2 separate regions of the Homo sapiens genome follow, and region 1 is linked to region 2. A link is a loop called in an ENCODE intact Hi-C map of the cell type or tissue named here. Cell type or tissue: mammary epithelial cell. All regions are shown on one strand. Links, peaks and the distances in the headings refer to the core of each region. The heading gives the core; the rest is flanking DNA.

Region 1 (2,844 bases), core at 1-2,500, 150 kb after region 2:
TATTTGTTTTCTATTGAAACAATTTCTTCCTACATACTCTATTTTTTTTAAAGATAGTATCTTTTAACATTTTTTTTTTCCCATGGTGAATCTGCAGGCAGAACTGCATCCTGGCTGATGAGATGGGATTGGGCAAAACTATTCAGTCCATTGCCTTCTTGCAGGAAGTATATAATGTGGGCATCCATGGTCCCTTCTTGGTCATTGCCCCACTGTCCACAATTACTAACTGGGAGCGAGAATTTAATACATGGACAGAAATGAACACTATTGTGTACCATGGCAGTCTGGCCAGCAGGCAGATGATTCAACAGTATGAAATGTACTGCAAAGATTCACGGGTGAGTTGCATGTCTTGGGAATACTATGAGTTAGAGAAAGTCGGCCAAGGTACCTGGTATTTTAAGGGCTATATATGAATAGAAGACTTTTATTGAAAGTCTTCAATATGCCTATGCAAAAATGCCTATGGTTTAAGGCATTTTTGTATAGCAGTGTGCAGGGCATTTTTTTGACTTTGCTATTTTTTTTACCTAGTAGACATTTGATCTGGTAGAAGTTCTGATTTTATTTATGAACATACACATTTTAAGTAGAATTTTGTCAGCATCAATGAATTTTAATCACAGTATTTTACAAAAATTAAATTCCTTTAGCCACTTAATCCATGCGGTGGTGAGCTTATTTCTTTTCCTCTTTTTAGTCTACGGAAATTTTCATCAAGATCAGTTTCTTTTTCTAAATGGTCGGGCGTGGTGGCTCATGCCTGTAATCCTAGCACTTTGGGAGGCCGAGGTGGGCTTATTACCTGAGGCCGGGAGTTCTAGACCAGCCTGGCCAACATGGTGAAACCCCATCTCTACTAAAGATATAAAAATTAGCCAGGTGTGGTGGTGGGCACCTGTAATCCCAGCTATTCAGGAGGCTGAGGCAGGAGAATCGCTTGAAACCAGGAGGCGAAGGCTGCAGTGAGCCGAGATCGTCACACTGCACTCCATCCTGGGTGACAGAGTGAGACTGTGTCTCAAAAAAAGAAAAAAAAAGGATCAGTTCCTTTTTCCATGTAAATTTGAAAACAAAATTGGAATTATCCATCGTGTATTAACATGAATTTTATTGTTTCTCTATTAGTTTTCTTTTTTTTATTTCTACCAAATCACATCTTTTCATCATATTTTGCAGCTTTTAATTTTGTTAAAATGATTTCATTCTTTTGTCAATTTTTAGACATCAGCCAATATTATGTTCTGTATTAGCTATTTTCATTTTTATTATCTTGTATGGTTCAGCATTGTCCAGCAGTTGTGGATTTCATTGTTAATCAACAAAAGATCTGGGGCAGAGATACATGAGCTAGGCATACAGCAGAGTAAAAAATGTCTAGCCTCTCATTCAGTGAGTCTGTCATTTTCCCAAGAAGCTGAATATGTTGAGGAAGCAATGTATCTTACATTCAGTGATATGGCACTATTTTTCAGGAAGATAAACAGCGGTGGAGGTGGGTGGTGGTGCAGTTTGTATTGCCTATTAAACATGCCTTAATATAGGCAAGTAATTCAGAAAAGCTCCTCATTTAGGTACATTTTTGGTTTTTTCTGACTTTACTGCCTTCATGCTTAGGGACGCCTCATCCCAGGCGCATACAAGTTTGACGCTCTGATCACCACTTTTGAGATGATTTTGTCAGATTGTCCTGAGCTTCGTGAAATTGAATGGCGTTGTGTTATCATTGATGAAGCCCATCGACTGAAAAACCGTAATTGCAAGCTGCTTGATAGTCTCAAGCACATGGACCTGGTGAGTTCCACACTGACTTGTGAGCAGAAACACCTGGAATAAACCGTAATTCCTTGCGGTATTAAAATAACCCTAGTTTAGCAGAGAAGAAAAGTCTGAATCGTGGTATTGAACAGTGGGGATGACCTATGGGAATGGTAACCTGAAAGTCGTGTAAAAGTCATACATTTTAGAATTGGGAAGTTTAGTGATAACCAGAAGAGGAGGTGGGAAACTATATTGGTTACCTATTATTACTGCATAACAAAATACTCCAAAACTTAATGTCCTACAACAACTATATTTTTCATGATCTTCTAGCTCAACCACTTAGGCTGAGTTCAGCTAGTTGGTTCTTATGATGATCTTGCCTGGAGTCAGTATTGCTGCAGCTGGCAGTTGATGCTGGTTTTTATCTGGAGCACCTGGGTTCCACATGGCCTCTCATCCTCCATAGGCCAGATTGGGCTGCTTTGTGTGGTAGTCTCAGGGCAGTATTCCAAGAGGGCAAAAGTAGAAACAGTAACCTTTGAGATAGGCTCTGAAACTCACACAGTGTCACTTTTGCTACATTCTTGTTCTTGCAAGTAATAAGGCAAGCCTAGGGGTGAACCTTGTTAGGAGGAACAGCAGCAAATTAATGACCATATTTAATCCAGCTCAGTTACATTCCATAGAGGACAGCAGATTTTAGGATATCTGTGGGGAGTTGAATATGGAGAGACATGTGTAATTGGAATAAACATAATCAGAATTACTGTTTTTTAATTTGCTTATAATATTTATGTTATTTCAATACATTAATGTCAGAGGGATTTCTTGAATGCTTTGTGTTTATCGAAAGAGGGGACAAATGGAAGAAAAATTAATGGACCAGATCACTGGTCCATTCTCATCATTTTATAGATAAAGAAATTAAAGGTTATATATGTTAAAGATTATATACTTGATAGGAAACCCCAGAAGTCCTTCATGTTTTTAAATTTTATTCTTTTGTTTCCTCCATTTCTAGGAACACAAGGTGCTACTCACAGGAACACCATTGCAAAATACTGTAGAAGAACTGTT
Region 2 (2,918 bases), core at 305-2,804:
CTTTAAAAAAAGAAAGGCCGGGCACAGTGGCCCACACCTGTAATCCCAACACCTTGGGAGGCCGAGGCGGGTGGATCACATGACGTCAGGAGTTCAAGACCAGCCTGACCAACATGGTGAAACCCCATCTCTACTAAAAATACAAAAATTAGCCAGGTGCCATGGTGCGCACCTGTAATCTCAGCTACTCTGGAGGCTGAGACAGGAGAATCTCTTGAACCCAGGAGGCAGCGGTTGCAATGAGCCGAGATCATGCCACTGCACTCCAGCCTCAGTGACAGAGTGAGACTCTGTCTCAAAGAAAAAAAAAGTAAAATTAGCCGGGTATGGTGGCGTGCACTTGTAGTCCCAGCTACTCAGCAGGCTGAGGTGGGAGGATTGCTCAAGCCAGGTAATTAGAGGCTGCAGTAACCCATCCATGATAACACGGCTGCACTCTAGCCTGGGTGACAGAGTGAGACTATCTGAACAGAAGACGAAAAAAAAAAGAAAAAGAAAAGAGACAAGACAAGACAAGACAAGATAGTGGAGCAAAGCTTCTGCTTTTCCTTTGTAAGCCAGCAAATGCTACCCTATGGAAGGGAAAGGACGGGAAGAGAAAAGTACTGTCCAACTCCACTGAATCTGTAGCAACAGCATGACGTTCAGATAAAAAATATCTAATATGGCTGGGCACAGTGACTCACACCTGTAATCCCAGCACTTTGGGAGGCCGAGGCGGGTGGATCATCTGAGGTCAGGAGTTCGAGACCAGCCTGCTCAACATGGTGAAACCCCATCTCTACTAAAAATCCAAAAGTTAGCTGGGCATGGTGGCGTGTGCGTGTATTAGTCCCAGTTACTCGGGAGGCTTAGGCAAGAGAATCGCTTGAACCCGGGAGGTGGGGGTTGCAGTGAGCTGAGATTGCATCACTGCACTCCAGCCTGGGCGACAGAGTGAGATTCCGTCTCAAACAGACAAACAAAAAAAAAATCTGGTATGGAGTTGGGAGAGATAAGACTAAACCTCATGTTCCCATATTTGAATTGGATGCAAAAAAAAAAAAAAAAAAATTCGGCCGGGCGTGGTGGCTCGCGCCTGTAATCCCAGCACTTTGGGAGGCTGAGGCACCTGAGGTCAGTAATTCAAGACCAGCCTGGCCAACATGGTGAAACCCTGTCTCTACAAAAATTAGCCGGGCATAATGCAGGTGCCTGTAATCCCCAACTACGCGGGAGGCTGAGACATGAGAATCGCTTGAACCCAGGAAGCGGAGGTTGTAGTGAGCCGAGATTGCGCCACTGCGTTCCAGCCTGGGCGACAGGGTGAGACTCCGTCGCAAAAATAAATACATAAATAAATAAAATTTTTAAAAAATAAAAATAAAAATTCACCAACATAAAGATGATATTTAAATCTGTATATGTGAGAAGGAACAAGTACTAACTGCATCACAATTAAACAGTTTCCTAGGAGTGGCTTCTGAATGTTACTTCTTTGTATCTTATTTTTGTATCTGAATGTTACTTCTTTGTATACTTACTGGCCTGTATCGCAGGCTTTCACTTGTTAATTGAGTTCTCTCTTCTTAAGTATTTTGGCATTTCTACCACCAGGTGGCGATGTCCCACTGTCTTTCATTTACTCATTGTCGAACGAGAGATTCTTAAAGAATTTGGGGGTGGGGGGAGGGGTCAGGTTATGTCCTTCTACTAGTTATACAAATAAGCGCTTGCTTTCATGCTGAAAAGCGAAAAGAATTTGGAGGGGGAGGGTAAGAGGTCAGGCAGTGGCTGCCTCTTCCTCCCTATTTGTTTTCTTAGTCGTTTGGTTTCCATGGGAATCCATGTTTGAGCAGCAACTCTGAATCCATTTACTGCCCCTCCAGGCTTGGGGCTGAGCCCAGAGACAAGCTGTGAAGAACAGCAGATGGGTAGAAAGGCGGGGAAGATTTATTTGGTAAATTTGGATAGCAAAAGAGGCCAACAGGTGCCGGGGGAGCAGTGGTGAGGTGGAGTGCACGAAGGAATGTGAAAGGCAGACAATGTTTTTTAGTTCAAATAAAATTGGGGAACATTAAAATAGTTTCCAAAACTCTTCAGTCAGGGATACTCTGTTCTCTCCCCATAGATCATCTTAGGACACACTCTGGGCCTTGTATATTACCAGGTCCTCTCTATCTCTTATCCAAAAAAAAATCAACAGGCTAGGCACCATGGCTCACACCTGTAATCCCGACATTTTGGGAGGATGAGGCAGGAGGATCACTTGAGCCTAGGAGTTTGAGACCAACCTGGGCAATAGAGGGAGATCCCATCTCCACAAAAAAAAAAAAATTGTTTTAATTAGCTGGGCATGGTGGCTCACACCTATAGTCCCAGCTACTCTGAAGGCTGCAGTGGGAGGATCGCCTTAGCCCAGGAGTTCAAGGCCACAGTGAGCCGTTATCTTTTTGCCAGCCTGGGCAACAGAGCAAGACCCTGTCTCAACAAAACAAAACAAAACAAAACAAAAACGTCAGCAGACAAGTGTCAGAACCTGTCCAAGGTTAAAGCCCTTTGGAGTAAGAGAACTCCAAGGAAAAAACCTCCACTGCATTCCCCAGGCAAAGCATAATTCCGCATACAGCAAGCTCTCAGTAAAATATTGGTTGAATGAATGAATGAATGAATGAATGAATGAGCAATAAGAATCAGATGGCCTTGACTAGCCTTACTTAGTTCCAGCTTGAGATAACAAACTCAGCACAAAGAAAAATCATCTATTCTGTCATCAAAATCATGAGGATGTGAATGTTTTCATTCACAGATTAAGTCATTCAAAGAATGATGAGGGTGTTTTGTTGTTGTTGTTCTGCTTAAATCAGATGTTTTTCATACTTGCATTACTAATACCCCAGTTTCTAAGAGTATTTGCATTTCAGTTTGTTTGTGACAAT

Evidence for each region. A loop is a pair of places that touch in the nucleus more often than their neighbours do. Peaks named below come from ENCODE experiments on the same cell type or tissue, not always from the same donor. Only the 100,000 strongest peaks of a DNase experiment are listed, where the experiment ranks them.
Region 1: a loop joins it to region 2, with 7 times the contacts of the local background. A loop is called at or near these places in 3 of 110 quality-filtered maps.

The regions. Positions count from the first base shown.
Region 1 is chr14:21,405,809-21,408,652 of GRCh38, reverse strand. CHD8 (chromodomain helicase DNA binding protein 8) reads left to right here. Exons shown (of 38, transcript NM_001170629.2): 13 at 98-341; 14 at 1,621-1,797; 15 at 2,789-2,844. Among named protein-coding and RNA genes, the nearest start is that of SNORD8, 9.8 kb to the right of the region's middle. In mammary epithelial cell, for the core only: no CTCF peak of the experiment used is centred there; no DNase peak of the experiment used is centred there.
Region 2 is chr14:21,556,466-21,559,383 of GRCh38, reverse strand. No RefSeq gene overlaps it. Among named protein-coding and RNA genes, the nearest start is that of OR10G3, 22 kb to the left of the region's middle. RefSeq lists a silencer at 540-726 and enhancers at 745-1,288, 1,289-1,832. In mammary epithelial cell, for the core only: a CTCF peak has its summit at 1,593 (motif pointing right); a DNase peak (open chromatin) is centred at 1,603; H3K4me3 peaks cover 293 bases; H3K27ac peaks cover 263 bases.